2 separate regions of the Homo sapiens genome follow, and region 1 is linked to region 2. The links are chromatin loops, found by intact Hi-C in ENCODE. Cell type or tissue: endothelial cell of umbilical vein. All regions are shown on one strand. Links, peaks and the distances in the headings refer to the core of each region. The heading gives the core; the rest is flanking DNA.

Evidence for each region. Peaks named below come from ENCODE experiments on the same cell type or tissue, not always from the same donor. Only the 100,000 strongest peaks of a DNase experiment are listed, where the experiment ranks them.
Region 1: it touches region 2 in a loop (8-fold over the local background); 2 of 110 quality-filtered maps call a loop at or near these places.

The regions. Positions count from the first base shown.
Region 1 is chr9:70,433,487-70,445,589 of GRCh38, reverse strand. The region is part of intron 1 of KLF9-DT (KLF9 divergent transcript); the gene reads right to left. Among named protein-coding and RNA genes, the nearest start is that of KLF9, 25 kb to the right of the region's middle. RefSeq lists an enhancer at 6,723-7,017. In endothelial cell of umbilical vein, for the core only: no CTCF peak of the experiment used is centred there; a DNase peak (open chromatin) is centred at 6,859; H3K27ac peaks cover 3,098 bases.
Region 2 is chr9:70,525,982-70,537,049 of GRCh38, reverse strand. It overlaps TRPM3 (transient receptor potential cation channel subfamily M member 3), which reads left to right. Exons shown (of 26, transcript NM_001366145.2): 26 at 1-7,990. The coding sequence ends at 1,097. The region is part of intron 3 of KLF9-DT (KLF9 divergent transcript); the gene reads right to left. Among named protein-coding and RNA genes, the nearest start is that of KLF9, 120 kb to the right of the region's middle. In endothelial cell of umbilical vein, for the core only: no CTCF peak of the experiment used is centred there; DNase peaks (open chromatin) are centred at 2,779 and 4,079; H3K27ac peaks cover 2,405 bases.

The sequences.
Region 1 (12,103 bases), core at 4,428-9,427, 96 kb after region 2:
ATAAGAATCACTTGAACTGGGGAGGCAGAGGTTCCAGTGAGCCAAGATCACACCACTGTACTCCAGCTTGGTTGACAGAATAAGACTCTGTCTCAGAAAAAAAAAAAAAAAGAAAAGAAAATTATGCCTCTTCTTTTTCATTCCTATGCCTTTTTGTTTTCCTTGTCTTACTGCATTAGCTAGAACTTCTTTCCTCTACAATACTTTTTTTTTTTTTTTGGACAGGGTCTTCCACTGTCACCCAGGCTGGAGTGCAGTGGCAAGTTATAATAGTTCACTGCAGCCTCAACCTCCTGAGCTCAAGCCATCCTCCCACATCACCTTCCCTAGTAGCTGGGATTATAGGCATGCACCACCATACCCAGCTGATTTTTGTATTTATTGTAGAGATGGGGTTTTAACCATGTTGCCTAGGCTAGTCTCATACTCTCAGGCTCAAGTCATCCTCCTGCCTTGGCCTCCCAAAATGCTGGGATTACAGGCATGAGTCACTGTACCCAGGCTACGATCTTGATTAGTAGCAGTGAAGGGAACATTTTTGTCTGGTTTCTAACTTTAAGGATAAAGCATCTAGAATTTCACCATGAAATATCATGTTTCTTATAGATTTTTAGAAACTATTAGTATAAAAACTTCTTCTATTCCTAAGTATTTTATTAATACATTTTAAACTCTAATGTTTTCCTTTCCTCTATAAGGATAATTACATACTTTTCTTTATTCTGATGGTTGGTAGCCAGGCTGTAAGATGCCCTGCAATAATCCTGCCTCCTGGCATTCACACCTTTCTGTAATGTCCTTCCATAATGAGAATGTGGCGGAAGTAATGTTATGTCATTCCTGAGATTAGGTATAAAAAGATTTTTCTTGGTTTATACAGCAAATTAGTTTTCTATATTTTGCTGTTCTATAAATAGTTTTACAATAGAAATTGTTTCTTAAGATTTAGTCAAACTTGCCTGTAAAATTATCTGAGTCTAGTGTCATTAAAGTGATGATTTTTTTAAATTATCAAGCCACTATCTTGAATAGTTACTGATAATTATTGTCAATTCACTTTTAATGTGTTATATTTTTCTAGAAAATTATCCATTCTGTCAGAGTTTCTATTTTATTTATTTTTGGAGACAGGGTCTCAGTCTGTCACCCAGGCTGGAGTGCAGTGGCACAATCTCAGCTCACTGCAACCTCTGCCTCCTGGGTTCAAGCGATTCTCCTGCCTCAGCCTCCCAAGTAGCTGGGATTACAGGTGCCCACCATCATGCCTGGCTAATTTTTGTATTTTTTGTAAAGATGGGGTTTTACCATGTTGGCCAGGCTGGTCTCGAACTTCCAATCTCAAGTGATCCACCAGCCTCAGCCTCCCAAAGTGCTGAGATTGCAGGTGTGAGCCATCCCGCCCAGCCTGTGAGTTTTTAAATTTAACATCATAAACTAGTTCATATTCATCACTTGTGAATTTTAAAAATCTCTATCTGTGGTATAATTTCACTATTATTTATGCTTTTCTCTTTGATCCCTTGATTAATCTTGCCAGAAATTTGATAGTTTTATTAAACTTTTCAAAAAGTCAGCTTTTGCCTTCCTGAGATCCTCTATGGTTCCTTAATTTTCTATTTTATTTAATTTTAGCTTTATCATTACTATTTTCTTCATTTCACTTTCTTTAGATTTACCCTATTATTCCCTCTTTACCTTCTCAAGTACAATAATTTATTTTCAATTTTTCTTGAATGTGTCAAATGCTATAAATTTTATCTTAAGTGTTTTTTTTTTTTTTTTTTTTTTTGAGATGGAGTCTGTCGCCCAGGCTGGAGTGCAGTAGTGCAATCTCAGCTCACTGCAACCTCCGCCTTCTGGGATCAAGCAATTCTCCTGCCTCAGCCTCCCAAGTAACGGGGATTACAGGCATGCCCCCATGATGCTTGGCTAATTTTTGCATTTTTTTTTTAGTAGAGACAGGGTTTCACCATGTTGGCCAGGCTGATCTCGAACTCCTGACCTCAAGTGATCCACCTGCCTCGGCCTCCCAAAGAGTTGGGATTACAGGCGTGAGTCACTGCACCCAGCCCCCCAACAGTTTTTTTTTTTTTTTTTTTTTGAGATGGAGTTTCACTCATGTTGCCCAGGCTGGAGTGCAATGGCAAGATCTCAGCTCACTGCAACCTATGCCTCCCAGGTTCAAGTGATTCTCCTGCCTCAGCCTCCTGAGTAGCTGAGATTACAGGCATGTGCTACCTCACCCAGCTAATTTTTTTGTATTATTAATAGAGATGGGGTTTCACCATATTGGCCAGGCTGGTCTTGACTCCTGACCTCAAGTGATCCACCCACCTTGGCCTCCCGAAGTGCTGGGATTACAGGTGTGAGCCACCACACCCAGCCTAAGATCATTTTTAGATTGCTTTACTATTTTTATGTCACTTGCAATGAATTAATTTCTCCACTATTGACTGTGTTTCTTCTTTCTTTAGTTTTTGTTTGCTTCTTGTGCTGAAGTTTTTGGTTTGCAAGTTTATTTTGTATGGAAGGTTTTTGCTGTTCTCTCTCCTCACCATTCCTGGTCTAACAGTCTTGCAATTACCTCAACCCAGACCCACAGGATCCCCAAACTACAATTGGGTTTTATAATTGACAGCTCAGGAAAGATGTCCTAGGATAATATTGGTGATGCTGCTGTAAGGGGCTTGGTTTAGGTCCTGGCCAAAAGGGTCTTTCTGCTTCCCCCTACAGCACTACTCTGCCTTATATAACCTAGGGAGTGGTCAGTTTCATTTCTTTTAGACCCTCCTTTCAAAGAGGTGGAGGGATAGAGAGTGCCTCTCTCCAGGCCCTGGTTTTAAGCAGTGAACATATTTTTGGTTTTGTTTTAGTTTGTTTTTAGAGACAGGGTCTTGCTATGTTGCCCAGGCTAGAGTGCAGTGACTATTCACTAGCATAATCATAGCCCACTGCAGGCTCAAATTCCTGGCCTGAAGCAATCCTCCTACCTCAGTCTGCCAAGCAGCCGGGACTACAGGCATGTACCACCATGCCTGGTTTGAACCTGGTTTTGATCACCTGCCTGGCAGGACACTCAGGGCCACATTTCAAGGAAGAGTTGATTTATTAACTGCTTCTGCTTGATTTTGTGCCCAAGGCCAAGCTGAGCTATTGCTTCTTACTATTTTTCTGCTGCATTTCTGATTGACAAATTTTTATCTTTTTTTTTTTTTTTAAATAAAAACAGGGTCTTTCTATATTGCTCAGCTGGTCTCAGACTCCTAGGCTCAAGCAGTCCTCCCGCCTTAGCCTCCCAAAGTGCTGGGACTACAGGCATGAGCCACTGCTCCCAGCCTTATCTTATTTTTTAGCATGGCTGTGTCTGTTATGTTTTCTCATTTTATAGTTTGTCTATTATTGGAATCATTGAAGCAAAGATAGTGATTGGAGCATAAATTTATAATACAGTCTTGACAGAAGTCTCCTGCTAATTCTTGTACCAGGCCTCAAGATGCAGAAGTCTTTGTCTACATGGAAAATTTTAATATTCAAAGATGCGGCAGAGATATGCCAGAAGTTGACTCAAAACCTCTATTTTGTAGGGCTGCAAACATTCATTGTTGGCCCACATGTCCTCCTTAAGTGGGGGACATTTGTTCAGCTTTGCCACTAATTATGTGCCTGACCATTGAAGTGGTGGTGGCCAGTTACCATCACAGGGTTGACCTCAGTGACCCACTGCTTAATGATCCCTTTGTCTGGTAGAATCACCCTTCCCTGAGGTTTCCAGTCAAAGAAAGAGGAACAGAACTACTGGTAAGTAAATACATGTTTAAAATGTTAAAAAAACATTCAAATATTGATTTACCTTTCAACTCACAAGGATATGCATCCCAAATTAGGAATATGTGGTAATGTAGCAGCAATGGGGTGGGAGCTACATGAAAAGCTACCAGATAAATACTATCCACCAAGTCTTCCTGGGGTGACAATTTTACAATTAAATTTTGATAAGAAGAAAATTATTTTTATATTAAAACAAATGCAGATAGAATACTAAAGCCATATGAATTTTTATAATAAAGCACCACTCTTCAAAGAAATGAGAAAAAAAATTGCTGTTTTCCTTTGAGTTCAGCCCTTAGAATCTCACAAGTTCACTCCTCTGGACTGTTGGGATATTTTGGTGCAAAAGTTAGAGAGGAATCATCATAAATGAATGAGTTAAAATACAAGACTAAAAGGTGGAATGAGAATGTCCATTTTGGACCAGGCACCATGGCTCACGCCTGTAATCCCAACACTTTGGGAGGCCAAGGTGGGCAGGTCACTTGAGCCCAGGAGTTCCAGACCAGCCTGGGTAACATAGTGAGACCCTGTTTCTTTGTTTTGTTTTGTTTTGACATGGAGCTGTGCTCCGTTGCCCAGGCTGGAGTACAGTGGCACAACCTCGGCTCACTTGCAACCTCCGCCTCCCAGGTTCAAGGGATTCTCCTGCCTCAGCCTCCCTGAACTCAGGTGATCCACCTGCCTCGGCCTCCTTTTGGTATTCATCATCGCCAACATTACATGCTTCCCAGAGCTCTAAGCCTTCTCTAACAGAACAAAATTTCCTATTGACAGGGAGCCCTACTGAGCATTCATTCATTTACCAAATCATTCACTCATCTTTTTTTGTTTTGTTATTCCTAGCCTGTTACTGTTTCATGGATTTACTCATCTTTATATTTTCTCTTACATGTTAGCAATTTTTCACCATAAAAGCTCTCCAAAAGATATGCCATTTTGTGATTTTCTTTCCTTTTCTTCCTTCTTCCCCTTCCCTTTCCTTCCTCCCCTTCCCTTTCCTTCCTTCCCTTCCCTTTTTTATTTTAGTTAACAGTCTTTTTACTCAAAAACTCATTATATAAACAATGAACAGAAGTAATATTTCTTCATTGGGATTTCAAGCAAAAACCCACTCACCTTTTTTTTTTCTTTGACACAATTGTTTATTTTAGAAAATACTATTTGGAATAAATTTAAGTTGTGAGTCATGTTAGGTTAAACTCAAGATGTTAAACTCAAGATGTCTTCTTGTGTGTACATATGCCCAATGAAAGGACTGCGAGGCAGCGTCATCTATGGCTCTTTGATCTGCTGGGAACAGGCATTGTTTCCATATATTTCAAAGCACTCACACCTCTAGCTTTATGTTGCCCTAGAGATATTTTTCTGTGCTATAATTTTATTTTTAGTTCAGTATGGTGCAAAAGTAACCCAAAGGTTGAGAAATTGAAAAAGAAGAAAAAAAGAGTAAGTACAATAAACGTTTAATATGTTACCTTTTATGTATAAACTATATTTAACTTTCTTTTTTGAGACAGAGTCTCACTATGCTGCCCAGGATGGTCTTGAGCAAACCCTCGGCTTAAGGGATCCTCCCACCTCAGTCTCCCAGGCAGCTGAGAATACAGGCACACGCCACTGCAACCAGCCTATATTTAACTTTCCAACTGTTGTTTATTAAATTTTTTCATTCTTCTATTGATTTATTTTTCTGTCTGTGAAAACTGGTATCTTGGAGTGGGATAGAGCACAGTTTTTCCCATTAAAATGAATAGAGCTGTTTTTATTTTTATGTAACAGCTTTTGACTTGGTAGCAGAATTATAATGCACAAATTAAAGTCATTTGGTGGGAGATGAATACACTATGTTCAGGGCAGCCTATGAGGCTCTGGAAATGCAAAGATGAATTGAACACATATCCTACCTGGAACGCAAAATCTAATAGGAGAAAATGATAGGAAAAAGGAAACTTAAGAAGCAATGACACAAATGCTATACTAACAAAACAGGGAGAAACATCTCCTGCAACCAGGAGGATGGACTTCAAGTGGGCATATGAATTCGGGGTAGCGGGAGATGGTTCAAGGCTTTTGCTTAGTCCCCTCTCTTTCAGTAAAAATACTTATATCTTATTCCTTTAGGACTCTGTAAGTTAGCTAGGCTGCTAACCTGCAATAAAGTAACTTTAGGTGAACAGTTAGTGGCTAATAATTATCCAACTCTCTACTAGGCAACTCTACGTGATGGTCCCACAGAGATCTCAAACTCAACTCCTCCAAACCCAATTCTTCCTCCTCACCTATAGATTTGTGATTTCCACCATTGTCCAAGCCAGAAACCCAGGAGTCATCCTCATCCCTTCCCTTGCCCTTATCCACCAAATCGGATTCCCATGCTTCGTCCATCTTTTTGCCATTCTCCTATTCCGAGCTACTTCCATCTCTGTTTTGGACTCTTATCTCTGCTCCTTGGTGCCCTTCAATTCAGCTTACAGACAGAGAGGTATTTCTAAACACAGATTTTGGCTGGGTACAGTGGCTCAAGCCTGTAATTCCAGCACTTTGGGAGGCTGGGGTGGGAAGATCTCTTGAGATCAGGAGTTCAAGATCAGCCTGGGCAACATAGTGAGATCTCGTCTCTACAAAAAAAATTAGCCAGGTGTGGTGGTGCTTGCCTATAGTCCCAGCTACTAGGGAGGCTGAGGCAAAAGGATCGCTTGAGCCCAGGAGTTGGAGGCTGCAGTGAGCTAAAATTGTGCCACTATACTCCAGCCTGGGTGACAGAGCAAGACTCTGTCTAAAAATAAGTAAGATATTAATCTTACATCTTTTTCCTGACTAAAGACCCACATGGCTTGCTGTTGCCCTTGGATAAAAGTCACAAATATGGGTATTCAAAGCCCCATAAGTTCTACCCAGAACCTTCCTTCCCAGCCTCCCCTCTCTCTACGGCTGCCTTCCTGTGAGTCACTTCCTTCAGTTCCTTACATGCAGCATAATCTCTCACCTCAGGAACTTTGTACTTGCTGTTCCCTCTTCCTGGAACATCCATCCCCCGCCCATTTCCCCTGCTTGCTTAGCTAACTCCTCCTCAGCTTAGCTCTCAAGTTCTCCCTGATCCTCTGACAAGATGTTATGTTTTCCTCCCAGCACCCTTGCATTCTCCTGTCACAGCCCTAATCACAATTACTGCAATTGGTTATTTTCCTCTCCTTGTAGACTATGGGATCTGGGAAGGCAGGGCTTATGTGTGCTCTGTTCACCATTATATCCACAGTGCCAAGCCCAATGCTGACACAGCGGGGAGACCCAATCTGTTGAAGAATGAATGAATGAATGAATTGCTTCCTTTACATGTAATTATAGAAAATCACCTACAGGCTGTATGCTTTTTTTTTTTTTTTTTTTTTTTGAGACAGTTTCACACTTGTTGCCCAGGCTGGAGTGCAATGGCACAATCTTGTCTCACTCCAACCTCCGCCACCCAGCCCAGGCTCTATGCTTTAATCCAAAGAAATGGATTGTCAAGAAGTGCATTCTAGGCAGGGCACGGTGGCTCCTACCTGTAATCCCAGCACTTTGGGAGGCCAAGGTGGGCAGATCACCTGAGGTCAGGAATTCGAGACCAGCCTGGTCAGCATGGCGAAACCCTGTCTCTACTAAAACTACAAAAATTAGCCGGGCATGGTGGCAGGTACCTGTAATCCCAGTTACTCAGGAGGCTGAGGCAGGAGAATAGCTTGAACCCAGGAGGCAGAGGTTGCAGTAAGCTGAGATCATGCCACTGCACTCCAGCGTGGGCAACAGAGCAAGACTCCATCTCAAAAATAAAAACAAAAATAAATAAATACAATTAATTATTAATTTTCAAAAATTCAAAAATAAGTGGCTAGGACCAGGCACGGTGGCTCATCCTTGTAATCCCAGTACTTTGGGAGGCCGAGGCAGGCAGATCACCTGAGGTCAGGGGTTCAAGACCAGCCTGACCAACATACTGAAACCTCATCTCTACTAAAAATACAAAAATTAGCCAGATGTGGTGGCACACACCTGTAGTCCCAGCTACTACGGAGGCTGAGGTGGGAGGACGGCTTGAGCCCCAGGAGGTCAAGCCTGCAGTGAGCCGGAGTGCACTACTGCACTCCAGCCTGTGTAGCAGAGTGAGACCCTGACTCACAAAAAAAAAAAACAAAAAACAAAAAAAAACAACTCCAAAAATAAATTAAGGCTGGGTATAGTGGCTTATGCCTGTAATCCCAGAACTTTGAGAGGCTGAAGTAGGAGGATCATTTGAGCCCAGGAGTTTGAGGTTACAGCGAGCTATGACCATGTCACTGTACTCTAGCCTGGGTAACAGAGCGAGACCCTGTCTCTAAAATATAAAGAAAAGAAAATAATAAATCATTAATATAATTCACTACATTAACAGAATAAAAGCCCCCCAAAAAGTATGATTATCTCCATGGAAAAAGCACTTGTCAAAAATTCTTAGTAAAAACTCTCAACAAATTAGAAATAGAAGGGTACTTTCTCAATCTGATAAAGGATATCTACAAAAACCTACAGCCAACATCATACTTAATGGTTATGGTTTCTTAGGCAACTCCATACACTGCAGAGGAGTTCAAACTGGCATAAACTTTGTGGAGAGCAATCTGATAAGATATACCCAATCAGTCATTTGCTGTTTGCTCTCAGGTAAGATCAAAAACAAGGTAAAAATGCTCCCTACCTCCACGCTAGTCAACATTTTACTAGCGGTCTTAGCAAATACAAGCTAAGAAAAAGAAAGACATAAAGCTTAGAAGAAAAAGTGTCTTTATTCAGACATGGCATGATAGTACATGTGAAAAATAAAATCAACGTATGGGCCAGGGACGGTGCCTCACACCTGTAATCCCAGCACTTTGGGAGGCTGAGGCAGGAGGATCACTTGAGGCCAGGGGTTCAAGACACTGTCTCTGCGAAAAATGCAAAAAATAAATAAATAAACACATGGGATTGGGACAACTGGGTGTCATTTGGAGAAAATTAAGTTGGGTACATCCTGACTAATTATACTAGAAAAACTTTTTTTTTTTTTTTTTAAATGGAGTCTGGCTCTGTCACCCAGGCTAGAGTGCAGTGGCATGATCTGTGCTCATTGCAACCTCTGCCTCCTGGGTTCATGCGATTCTCCCGCCTCAGTATCCCAAGTAGCTGGGACTACAGATGTGTACCACCATGCCTGGCTAATTTTTTTAATTTTTGTAGAGACGGGTTTTCGCCATGTTGGCCAGGCTGGTCTCGAACTCCTGACCTCAGGTGATGCACCTGCCTCAGCCTCCCAAACAGTTGGGATTACAGGCATGAGCCACAGCACCCGGCATAGAAAAAACACTTTTTAATAGATAATGAAATCAAAGGCACTAGAGGAAATCATGGGACAATTATTATTTGTATGTGGAAGGCCTTTCCAATTATAAAATAATATCCAGAAGAATAAAAAATTAATAAATACAACAATAACAAAAAAAACCTTCTGCATATCTTATTGTAGAAGGGGGAAATAACTGCATGGCTAAAATACAGTAAGTAAAGTTAAATGGCAGAAATTGAGAAAAATATTTGTGACTCATACCACAGGCAAAGCGCCAAGATCCTAATATAGAGAGAATCTACAGGGGAAAAGCCTACAATCCAAAAGAAAACAGGCAAAGGAAATAGATGAAAAAGGAAATACCAAAAGCTCTCAAGCATATGAATATGAGAAGATTCTCAATCTCACCCATAATGAAAGAATGAAAATTAAAAGCACCCTGAAATGCCATTTTTATCAATAAGATTGGCAAAGCTCAAGCTTTTTCTTTGGGAACAGGGTCTTGCTATGTGCCCAGGCTAGAGTGCAGTGGCTGTTTTTCCCAGGTGCAATCCTAGTGCCTTGAATTCCTGGGCTCAAGTGATCCTCCTGCCTCAGCCTCCCCAGTAGCTGGAACTACAGGTGCACACCACTGTGCCTGGCTTCAAACACATTTTTAACATACTCATTGATGAGGATATGGAGAAACAGGCACTTTTATACATTGCTAGTAGGACTATAAACTTGTGCAAACTCTAAGGAAGACAATCTGACAACATCTATCAAAATTACAAACACATGGACCTTTTAACTCAGCAATCAGACTTCAAGAACTTATCATACAGGTGTGCTGCCCCAATGTGAAAGAAGGTTATTTGCTGAAGTATTTTTGAAATTCCAAAAGACACAAAGTAACCTAAATGTTGGGCAGTTTGTTAATAAATTTGTTACATAAATTAAGGTATATTTACATCAGAGTTCTATGGCAGCATTAAACATGAGAAAACAATATATCAAAGGTCAATATATAGAGGACCTTCATGTAGTTACCCTGAAGATATATTATTATGTTAATAAGCTGGGTGCTCATGCCTGTAATCCCAACACTTTAGGAGGTCGAGGCTGAAGGATCGCTTGGGTCCAGGAGCTCAAGACCAACCTGGGCAACACAGTGAGACCAGGAGACCCCGTCTCCATTTTTTTTAAAAAAAAAAAAAAGATATGTTAGTAAATAAGGTGCAGAATGGTTTTTAGTAACCATTTGTGTATAAATGTGGAAAATATATGTATTTGCTTGGATACACATAAAATATCTTGGGAAGGATTTAGAAAAAATAGTAATATTTGATTGCTTCTGGAAAAGGCATCTAGATAGCTGACGGAGAAGGTTGGGAAGAAAATTTTCCATTACATATCCTTTTATACTTTTTGAATTTTGACCCACATGAGTGTTTACTTATACAAAAGATAATTATTTTATTTTTATTTTTGAGAGATGACAGGAGATCTAACTATGTTGCCCACGCTAGAGAGCAATGGCTATTAACAGGTGTGATTATTGCATACTGCAGCCTCAAACTCCTGGCCTCATGCAATCCTCCTGCCTCAGCCTCCCAAGTAGCTGGCCCTATAGGCATACACCACTGTGCCTGGCTAAAGATATTTTTTAAATAGGGTAGGAGAATATAAAATAATGTAGAAAACATTCATAGAAACTTCTTAGCTAAAAAATAGATTTTAAAAAAAACAAGCGTGTGTTTTTAAAATATGTGCTATCAAAATACCAGTGAAATTCTTCACAGAAACAGAGAAAAAAATTCTGAAATTCATATGGAACTGCAGAAGGCCCCACATAGCCAAACCAGTCCTGAGCAAAAAGAACAAAGCTGGAGGCATCACACTACCTGACTTCAAAACATACTGCAAGGCTATAGTAGTCAAAACAGCATAGACCAGGCATGGTGGCTTATGCCTGTAATCCCAGCACTTTGGGAGGCCGAGGTGGATCACTTGAGGTCAGGAGTTCGATACCAGCCTAGGCAACATGACGAAACCCCATATCTACTAAAAATACAAAAATTAGGTGGACATGGTGGCAGATTCCTGTAATCCCAGCTACTCAATAGGCTGAGGCAAGAGAATTGCTTGAACCCGGGAGGCGGAGTTTGCAGTAAGCCAAGATTGTACCACTGCACTCCAGCCTGGGTGAAAGAGTGAGACTCTGCCTCAAAAAAAAACAAAACAAAACACAACAAAAAAAACACACATGATACTAACATAAAAACAGGCTCAAAGACCAAGGAACAGAATAGAGAACCCAGGCCGGGCACAGTGGCTCACACCTCTGTCTCAAAAAAAAAAAAAAAAAAAAAAAAAAAGAGAACCCAGAGATAAATCCACATATTTACAGCCAATTGATTTTCAATTGAGAACATTCAGTTGGGAAAGGACAATATCTTCAATTAATGGTGATGGACACTTAGGTTGATTCCATATCTTGGCTATTGTGAACAGTGCTGCAATAAACATGGGCACATGGATCTCTCTTTGATAATGCTGAGTTCCTTTCTTTTAGGTATATACCCAGCAATGAGATTGCTGGATCACATGGTAGATCTATCACTAATTTTCTGAGGTACCTCCATACTGTTTTCTCCATACTGATAGGAAGATCTACACTGGGAAAACTGGATAACCATAGGCAGAAAAATGAAACTAAACCCCCCATCTCTCACCATATACAAAAATCAAATCAAAATGGATTAAAGGCTTAAATGTAAGACCTGAAACTATGAAACTATTAGAGAAAAACAGTGGGAAAACACTTCAGGATACTGGTCTGGGCAAAGATTTTTTGGGTAGGACGTCAAGGACAAAGGCAAGAAAAGCAAAAATAGATAAATAGGATTGCATCAAGCTAAAAATGCTTCTGCACAGCAAAGGAAACAATCAGCA
Region 2 (11,068 bases), core at 218-5,217:
ATATGAAAGACAAAGGTGGTATAGAAAAGTTGGAAAGTATTTTTAAAGAAAGGTCCCTGAGCCTACACCGGGCTACTAGTTCCCACTCTGTAGCAAAAGAACCCAAAGCTCCTGCAGCCCCTGCCAACACCTTGGCCATTGTTCCTGATTCCAGAAGACCATCATCGTGTATAGACATCTATGTCTCTGCTATGGATGAGCTCCACTGTGATATAGACCCTCTGGACAATTCCGTGAACATCCTTGGGCTGGGCGAGCCAAGCTTTTCAACTCCAGTACCTTCCACAGCCCCTTCAAGTAGTGCCTATGCAACACTTGCACCCACAGACAGACCTCCAAGCCGGAGCATTGATTTTGAGGACATCACCTCCATGGACACTAGATCTTTTTCTTCAGACTACACCCACCTCCCAGAATGCCAAAACCCCTGGGACTCAGAGCCTCCGATGTACCACACCATTGAGCGTTCCAAAAGTAGCCGCTACCTAGCCACCACACCCTTTCTTCTAGAAGAGGCTCCCATTGTGAAATCTCATAGCTTTATGTTTTCCCCCTCAAGGAGCTATTATGCCAACTTTGGGGTGCCTGTAAAAACAGCAGAATACACAAGTATTACAGACTGTATTGACACAAGGTGTGTCAATGCCCCTCAAGCAATTGCGGACAGAGCTGCCTTCCCTGGAGGTCTTGGAGACAAAGTGGAGGACTTAACTTGCTGCCATCCAGAGCGAGAAGCAGAACTGAGTCACCCCAGCTCTGACAGTGAGGAGAATGAGGCCAAAGGCCGCAGAGCCACCATTGCAATATCCTCCCAGGAGGGTGATAACTCAGAGAGAACCCTGTCCAACAACATCACTGTTCCCAAGATAGAGCGCGCCAACAGCTACTCGGCAGAGGAGCCAAGTGCGCCATATGCACACACCAGGAAGAGCTTCTCCATCAGTGACAAACTCGACAGGCAGCGGAACACAGCAAGCCTGCGAAATCCCTTCCAGAGAAGCAAGTCCTCCAAGCCGGAGGGCCGAGGGGACAGCCTGTCCATGAGGAGACTGTCCAGAACATCGGCTTTCCAAAGCTTTGAAAGCAAGCACAACTAAACCTTCTTAATATCCGCCACAGAAGGCTCAAGAATCCAGCCCTAAAATTCTCTCCAACTCCAGTTTTTCCCCTTTCCTTGAATCATACCTGCTTTATTCTTAGCTGAGCAAAACAAGCAATGCTTTGGGAGGTGTTAACTCAAAGGTGACTTCTGGGCCACAGATCAAGAAAGCATTTGATCTGACCCAGTGCCAGACACAGGGGATTTAAGGCATGTTCACACTTGCTGGGCAGGGAGGGGGAAGAGAGGGAGAAGGAAGGGTTAGAGATGAATGTGTATCCGCAGTCACAGCAGAAAGCCATGAGAGCAGGGGAAACAAGGGGCTTCGAGCACGCTCCATGCCAGGAGGCATCTGTTGATTTCTGACCATTATCAAGAGTTGTAGGATGCAGGGCTAAATTGCAAAATAAAATAAAATAGCCAGCGTACACAATGAGATATTCTAAACTTCCATTCTGTTTTCTTTTCACATTGGCTCCATCACTGGTGACTGATGAAGAGCATCCTCTTTATTCAGTATAAGCCGGCAGCAAGCAGTTCTACCTAACGTCCCACATCCTTCTCATGCCAACACTTCTGTAATTGATCATTATAAAGAAAAAACAAGGTAACAGTCATAGTTCACCTGTCTCTTATCTATTCACTTCTGGTGCCACAACTGTTTATCCTTTTTTGAAGAAAATAAGGGAACAGAAATGCCTTTTTGTATTGCAATCGAAATGAAAGAAGAGTTGATGTTAAAAAAACAAAAGTCAAGTGATTTATTATATACAGTGGGCGTTCAAGTCTAGTCGAGCAAGCTCAGGAGAATGTAATTAAATAATTTTATATTTTTTAATTTATTTTGTATCTCACCTGTCATGGATGAATTCATTCACTGAATATGTAATATTGAACTTAAAAAAAAAAAAAAAAAAACAGTGGACAGAACTAGCCTGAAATTGCCATGTGGGATGTTCTGTTCTCACCGTTCATGTCGTGTGTTGTGCTGCTGTGTGACCGTCATCATTTGCATGGCTCCACCACGTCCTCCTGAACACCTCCAAGACGTAACTGCCAATTTTTCACACCACTCATCACATGACCATTTTGTATATGAATATATGGTTATATGTGGATATTTTCATACCTAGAGTTTTGCCATCTAATCTGAGCTCAGCATAAATTTAATTGGAGTTTTTCAAGGGCTGGTATCTTTTCTATGGAAATGTTCCAAAGTACTTTTTAAGGAAGTTTCAAAACTATAAATAACCTTAGATTTGACTGGGAGTTTGGTATCAACCCAAAGCCATCAGTTGCAAGCATACCATGAATATTTTTCTTATAGACAGAGCTATAAAAAAAGATACAGTAGACCAAAATAGAAAGCAAATAAACCATATAAAGAGTTCTATAGTATATGCCACTTATACACATGTATATGCATTTATGCAGAGACACATATTTATATATAAAATAAATGGACATAAAGAGCTTTCTTAAGAGGCTTGGACTTTTCTATCACCTTGAAGTATAATCAAGATTTTTTTTAATATACAAGAAGTTCCATTGAAAGAGTTCATTATACTATTAGACCAAATGTTGAAATTATGAATTTTTTAAATTCCTATGACTTTTCCTCATATCAAACTAGAGTTGTCAAAATGACTCACTGCTCGCCTTCTGCCCTTTTTTGTCTGAAATCACTCACTATCAGGACATCTCATTTAGTCTCGCTTTTCCTAAACAAAGTTTTTACACCACGTACAATCTGAATAGACACGCAACTTTAAACCAGCTAGTGTTACAGACTCTAAAGTAGAGGCATAATCTTCTAGATCAGAATCTGGATTGGAAGTGGGATAAAGAAATCTTGACCCCAAATCTTTGGATTCCTATTTGGCTCATTAACGTTTAAAAAAGAATAAAGCCTTTAAGGAAAACAATCTATTGTTCCTGGCCTGAGATACTACCTGGTTCTTTTGTTTAATTATAATTGAAAACACCAAGTTTTACTTTATTTTGTGAAATCAAGTAAATACATGGCCTTTAAATATAAGATAAAAAACAAAATAAAAACTCTTCTGAATAAGCATTTCAGGTATAAAAATTGTGATGAGGTCACATATGTAAAGAATTAAACAATTCCTTTTTCACTCCTTGGCATTTAGGTGAATTGCTAACAAACACCCAGACTCCCTTATTTACAGCTGTTCTAGAAACACTTAACATTTTATTGGGCCCCACGCTGGCTATTTCCCTCTCAGCAAACATGCACTGGGTCTGAGAATAAATCAGTCGTTCTTAAACTTCCTTGAGTCATGAATCCCTACGAGGCTCTACGATAACTCTAGGCTCTCTCTCCAGAAAGAAAAAAAAAATGTACATAATGCAAAGTTGCAATATAACTTGAAAGGGTTCATGAGCCCCTGGTTCTATATTGATTATGAGGGAAAGGAACCATGTTTGCTCGTAGTTAATGCAGTTGTAATAGGCACTTTACATTTGAGACCATCTCTCTGTGATTCTCAGGAAGGCCAAATCTCAGCACCAGAGTTTGAACAAAGATTTTGTTATTTTTGTTCTTTAAATTAGATGTTGCCAATTTAATGCACTTACATCCTAACATGTTGATGATTTTAAGTATCAAGCACAATCACAATGCTGAAGTCTCCCTGAAGGGTCTATAGAGGAATCCAAGAAGGAGGTGAAAACATTATTCATTGACATCAAACACCTCCAAGGCCTCATTCTGGGCCAGATTGGAAGTGAGGGAAAGAAATTTTCAGCTCAAGTGTTTCCATTCATCGTGATTTCAGAGAGAAAAGGATAGGAACTGGGAAACGAAATACTCAACAGTCCTGATCTTGCAATTACCTGATTCTTTTGTTGTGCATGAAAATTAAGTTCTAACGTCTGTGAAACGTGTGAAATATATAAGCCAAACTTAAATGACTGTAGACACAAACTGTGTAACTTCCATGAGCCATTTCCTTCCTGTGCACATGTATGTGTGTTATTTTTCAGTCCATTTCCTTCCATTTCTGGGTTCTCTGTGCAGCAATGTGGCATTGATTCTGTGGCCTTGTGCAGTCAGCTTATGCTCAGCCCATTGATTCCACCACATCCCTGATCGAGGGGACGTTAATTACCTGTCTTTGTGAATTAAGCAGTTTATGAGCAGCAAGTTACTGAGGACCGTAAATAAAGTCATAGAGAGCTCAAGGAAGTAATAGCTTCGGTTTAATCATCTGCTTCAAAGGTGCCAATTTTTACATACTACTATATGTAATGATTTGTTCTAAATTGCTTGTTCCTTTTGAAAAAAATTTAAGGATGTTTTATGAAAATGACCATGGAGGTCTCCTGCTTAACCAATATACTTTATATTTATAGTTAGAGGGCCCCTCCTTGATAGATTTGAATGAGGAGCTGGAAAGCTTGGGTACAATTTTCATGACTAGTTTGTATTATCTCTGCAAGCCAAAAGGTGTATTAGCAGTCAGAATACAGCACTTTACAGAACTGGATTTTTTAAATGTATAAGTTTCCAGGTCTAGGATATTATTTAGCACTTTGAAAGTTCCCCTTTTAAAATATATATATAAGAATAATCAAACGAGAAAAATGTACTCATAAAAACACAAAATGTGTTTCTTCTGAATGTTTCAAATGTATTCTAAAATATGGTTTCTATAGATAATATTATGGTAGATAACTGGATAGTACTTTTTTACTTTCTGAGTCTGTACAGTCTAATCTTCCTGAATGTTTGGGCTGTTTAATTTCTTTAAAGATGATAAATATTACCCGGTCATCCATCATGCTCTATCTATAGGCTATACCATTCATATGTTGGGCAATGCTGTATTATAAAACACATGTAAACATGTATGTAACCCATGTTTAACCCAGCGTAGTTGTAGCATGTGGTTGTATTAATGAACGTTACAGGAGAGCTTTATAATCATTTATAAATCTGTAACATTCAATAAAGAAACACATGTTGCAATGATTAATTATGTTCCCAATTCCATGTTATTTAGCATCTTTGTGAACCGGGCATTTTTGTTCCTGATCTGCTTGATGCTTTTCATGTTCCTTTGGACCACTGTAAAATATGTGTGTAAGCTGATGTATATCCTCTAATGAGTCCTGCGAGCTGTGGTAGGCAAGTTGTGATTTTGTGAAAGATGAACTGGCATGTTATGCAAAAGACTATATGACAAATGAACTTAAAATGATATTTTAAACTCCAGTTGAATTAGCTGTTTACATCTGCCAACCCCATGCAGAAGCAGTGTACAGTATTTTATAAATATGTTCATTTAGTAACACTATGTTGTTTCTAGATAAAGTGATACTAGTGTGTAGGTGGTTATATATTTGGCCTAGATATTGCATTATAACTCACTATCCTTGAACAATAACAATGTGACTGAAATGAAGTAATCTCTCTCCAAACCTGGTCTTAATTTTGTGTCAACAAAATGCATGCACTGCTTTATGCATTTCTTTTGACTTTTCTAAGGCACTTAACATTTTACTATTGCCTGCTGTGACGCTTAAGCCAGTTAAGAATTCACTCAAACAGTTGGGCTTCTTACTATGGGGATTATGTTCAGTTTTGAAAAATTAAAAACAAAAAAAAAGTAACCAAGGGATTTTTAAATCTTTTTTTTAAGCACTGAACAAATAATATGAAATAAAGTATTAACTGCAGGTTGTATAGCCATGGGACCCAGAGGTGGCAAGCCAACACCTCTTGGGTCTGCCAAGGTCTAGGTGTTGTGCATCTGTGATATATGCAAGACACATTTCTGATTCTTCAGAGCTACTGGGTGCAAATTGCTAAGCCGGAGATGAGAGCGAAAAGTCCATTTGTGATAGTGCAGAAGTGCGCAGATCGCTGTGAATGTGTGATCCAATGATATGACAAGAGACCTCCCTCCTTGTCTTGTGGCTTCTTCACCTTGGGGGTGGGAGGCGTGTGTTTGGGTGTCTGATGAAGCACTGGGTGGTTCTAAAGAGTTTACTCTTTTAGAAAATCATCATTACTAGAAGCCATTCAACATCTGTTAAAGAGAGGAGCCAATTTGCACAGTTTTGAAAATGACTGCTCCTAAAATGAGTAGACAAAACTTTCCTCTCAGCCTGCATTGACCTAAGCTTTCTCTTCTTTTTACAAGTTGGATATTCTGTCTCTCAGATTGGAGTCAACCAAAAGAAAGGCTGGTTCCAATTAAGGAAAAGCAATTTTTTTCTTTTAATTCCTCTCAGAAGGTAGTTGTGTTACCTTTTCTCTGATGATTTCCTTGCACTCATCACTGCTAATGAAAGCAACGTGACTGTTTCTACAGGTCATCTAAGAGAGGATTTTGGTGACCAGGTAATCCAGATGGCAATAAGAATGAGGTGAATTTTCCCTTCCTTACCTTACCTAGTCTACCAGCCTCCTTAAACCTGCAGGCCCTTGTGCGTTTGCACAATGTTTGTGTGCTGGAAACTGAAAAGACATGTGTATGGCTAGAAGTCCATAGGCTTTGTAAAGAGTGTCAGTGCCAATCAGGACCCATGCCTTCCTCTGGAGGAGACAGGTGGCTGAGGCCTATGGGGCAAAGGGGGAAATTCAGCCTTGTGCCTGGATGTGCGGCTTTCTTTCTCCCCTCTTCTTGCTTCTCTTCTCTTAGTCTAAGACTAGCTGCTTTTTCACCAGACCAACAGACCCTTGCCCACATTACCTTTATACCTTGTTGACCCTCGCACAGTAAGCTGAAACAGCGGCCGCTTGGAAAAAGGCAAACATTTAGACTTTGTCCCAGGCCTGATCTTCCCACCAACTTAGCCTCCTCCTGCCTCTACCCCGGCTGGTGTTCACATTGACCTCGTCCAATTTTTGCCTCTCTAAATCTCAAGAGTCCTACACATCTTCACCGCAGCTTCCCACACATCATTAAAACCAGCCATCTGCACATAGACTGAGAGGCTGCAAATTCAAACACATGGAGGGGCCGGATCCAGAAAACACAAATGTGTGAACTGGACTGGTGAAAGTCAACAGAAGTAGGGTTTGTAAGTAAGGCATGACAGAATACACATCCCACCACAAACACCTTCAAATTCAGCTTTCCAAACACTGTCCTAGCCAAACAAACATGTCTGCCAGCAGCATTCAGTCCCAAAGGCAATAGTTTGGGACCTCTGATTTAGAGCCAACAGGATCAGATTCTTGATAGTGACTTGGTGAGTGTACACACAAAATACACTGAGAACCGAGAGGGGGGAAAAGAAACTCGCCTTATTCAGAGTTACTCTTGTTCTGAATGATATATGCATGTATATTTGTTAGCCACATAATTCTAAACTTGAACACAGAGTCTTTGTGAGAGAGATTCAGAAGAAGAGTACCATAGCATGGTATGAAGACTTACCTGCTTCCTGTCACTACTGCGTCTGACCTGAGTTTATATTGCTGCTACCGCTGTGTAAAAACAGTACGTGCAGTATACTGTACTCATAGCCATTTCATAATATAGGACCTAGACTCTCATTTGTAAACGTTCTAACCCTAGTTTATAATGGGGGAAATTATTCAGATATCATTTTTAAATGAATTCCTACAAATACAATGGTTTTAAAATTGGGTTTGCTGAATATATATACATCTTTTCCTTCTTTGTGTATGGATGGACCACGGTATGCATATCTATCGACACTATAAATATATATAAATCCTTAGAAGAATTGTTCTTTTTTAAAGGTCTATTATTGGATTCACAATGCACTTTGAGTTTGATTGTTTAGATATACAATTCAGAGCAGAAGTTGGCAGATACCACGGGAAAAACTTTCTGAAATTTCTGTAACAAATGTTTTGCAATAAAAAAAAAAACTCAGTAGTTTAAAACATGACTTGGACTTCTTTGTGCACTTATTTGCTGCCATCTAATCTTCACCATCCTCATCCTAAGAACTTTTGGAGTAGAGATAATTGCCTAGGGCTCCACAAATTACTTGTTCCGGTGAGCAGAAGTTGCAAACTGGTAGCCTGTGGGTCATATCTAACCAGTAGGAAAAGGGTATTATTGGCCAGCAATTTTTTTTTTTAATTTGGAACATTTAAAAATTGAGCCTGGGCACAGTGGCTTACTCCTGTAATCCCTGCACTTTGGGAGTCCAGGGTGGGAAAATCCCTTGAGATAAGGAGTTCGAGACCAGCCTGGCCAACACGGTGAAACCCCATCTCTATTAAAAATACAAAAATTAGCCGGGTATGGTGGCACATGCCTGTAGTCCCAGCTACTCTGGAGGCTGAGATGGGAGGATTGCTTGGACCCAGGAGGTCGAGGCTGCAATGAGCCAAGATGGCACCACTGCACTCCAGCCTGCCTAGGCAACAGGTCGAGACTCTGACTCAAAAGTAAATAAATAAATAAATAAATAATTGACAGATTTCACATCTAATTCCAGATTTCTAGCTTCTTTTAAAAAACCTGAAGATCTGGTAATATAAGACCCATGTTTTCATATGACAATAATCAGCTGAATCATGGCATCTTGGGTGCTCTTTTAGAAGGAGCCTGTACTCTCTAATATACCACAGTCCCCACCATTCTCAAGTTCCCTTTACTCAGAGCATTACCTGGATGGCCCCTACATGTACTGGGAGGATGAAATTCAGCCCATAACAGTGGGTGAATTTGTGAGTGGAAATGTAGTGGTCTTTTACAATTTTAATTTCTTTTAAGGTAAAGGAATCAGAATACAAGAATCAACTGGAAACAACATATGTGTTGGTCAACAGGAGAAAATAACTGATTATGATACATGATTAAAAATAATTAAATTTTGTGTATTGACATAGATGTCATTGCTATATTCTTAAGTCTATTTAAAAAGAAGTACAGAGAAGCATATATGGTCTGTCTCAGTCCATTTGGGCTGCTATAACAAAATACCTTAGGCTGGGTGATTAATTTATAAAAAGAGAAACTTATTGCTTACAGTTCTGGAGGCTGGGAAGGCCAAGATCAAGGCACCAGCAGACTCGGTGTCTGGTAAGGGCTTGCTCTCTGCTTCACAGATGGCACCTTCCTGCAGCCTCACATGGGGGAAGGTGCAAGGGAGCTTCCTTGAGCCTCTTTTAAAAGGACACTAATCCCAGTCGTGATGGTGAAGCCTTCATAACTTAATCACTTCCCAAAGATCCCTAATACTATCACACTATTAGTTTCGAACGTGAATTTTAAGGTGACACCAACATTCAGACCATAGCATGTTCTAATATCAATTTTTGTAAAAATTAAACCAGGCATATAGATTATGGATGTATTTGCATATGAATAGTAAAAGTCCAAAAGAATATCACAGAAGAGAATAAAATTTTTGCAACAGAACTTTTTTTTCACAAAAATTCAAATGCTGTGTAAGGGCAACCTAAAGTGACCTAAGTAAAATTAATGCAAGTATCACTAGACATGAACCAGGAGGATTTTCTTTGCTTTCTTTCTCCTCAGAAACCTGTTGTAGGTATTGTGACAATAATCATAAGCCTTATAATGGCAGGTCATCTTCTCCAAGGTATGGTAAAGCTGGAATAAAAGAAAATAAAAATGGTAGCAATGGTTTAACTATTAATGTTGGGAAATTATAATTTTAGGCATAAATATAATCAATGCCTTTTGAGCAGCTACTTTGTTCCTCTAGAAGAACTGAAAATTTTATTAAAAAAGCAAGACAGTCATGACTAAAAAGATAATTACATGTTTTAGTTATTTAATTAGAGCTGTTGAAAAAATGGGGACAAGCAGCCTAAGTTTAGCTCATCAACACTAAAACTATTCAAGTAGAAGCAAAATAGCCACCAGAAAGGCAGCGTATGGATGGTTTCCCACATTTGGGTTGGAAATTGGACTAAAAAATCTGCTCTGAGACTCTGTGTAGAACAGACTCAAAATCTTCTTAGAATAAAAGGAAAGAATGAACATTTGTAGCCTAGAAGGACCTGAAGGAATCGGGCAAGACTAAAGAAGCCAGGAGGTAGAGTCTGGCATTTCCAAGCCTGGAGTCCCAGGCAAAAACAAAGGTGTAGCCGCAAGAATAATTGAGGCAGGCCAGGCGCGGTGGCTCACACCTGTAATCCCAGCACTTTGGAAGGCCAAGGCAGGTGGATCACCTGAGGTCGGGAGTTCGAGACCAGCCTGACCAGTAGAGAGTATTTTAGTCTCTACTAAAAGTACAAAATTAGCCAGGCATGGTGGTGCATGCCTATAATCCCAGCTACTCGGGAGGCTGATGCAGGAGAATTGCTTGAACCCAGGAGGTGGAGGTTACGGTGAGCCAAGATCGCACCATCACACTCCTGCCTGGGCAACAAGAGCAAAACTCCACGTCAAAAAAAAAAAGAAAAGAAAGAATAATTGAGACAAATGCCTGGGCTCCAGTTGGAAACCAACCTAACCAGAGCGGAGGATTCACATTGGAGATTTGCCGGAAAGTATGGCAATCCCTTATATTCATTTAATCTCAACACATTTATGAGATTGCCATTAATATTCCCATGTCCCAGATGGGAAAAAATGGGGTTCATTATTTTATTTTGTTTTATTTTATTATTTTGAGACAGGGTCTCACTTTTTTGCCCAGGCTGGAGTGCAGTGGCATAATCTCGGCTCACTGCAACCTCTGCCTCCCAGGTTCAAGCAATTCTCCTGCCTCAGCCTCCCTAGTAGCTGAGACTACAGGCACACACCACAAGGCCTGGCTAATTTTTGTATTTTTAGTAGAGTTGAGATTTCACCATGTTGGCCAGGCTAGTCTTGAACTCCTGACCTCAAGTGATCTGCCCGCCTCGGCCTCCCAAAGTGCTGGATTACAGACCTGAGCCACCGCACCCAGCCCCATCATTTTATACATCAATGGTTTGAACGTTATTCTGTGATGAAAAGAAAGCGACTGAAAAATTCTGGTCCAAAATGTGGGCTGTAACAT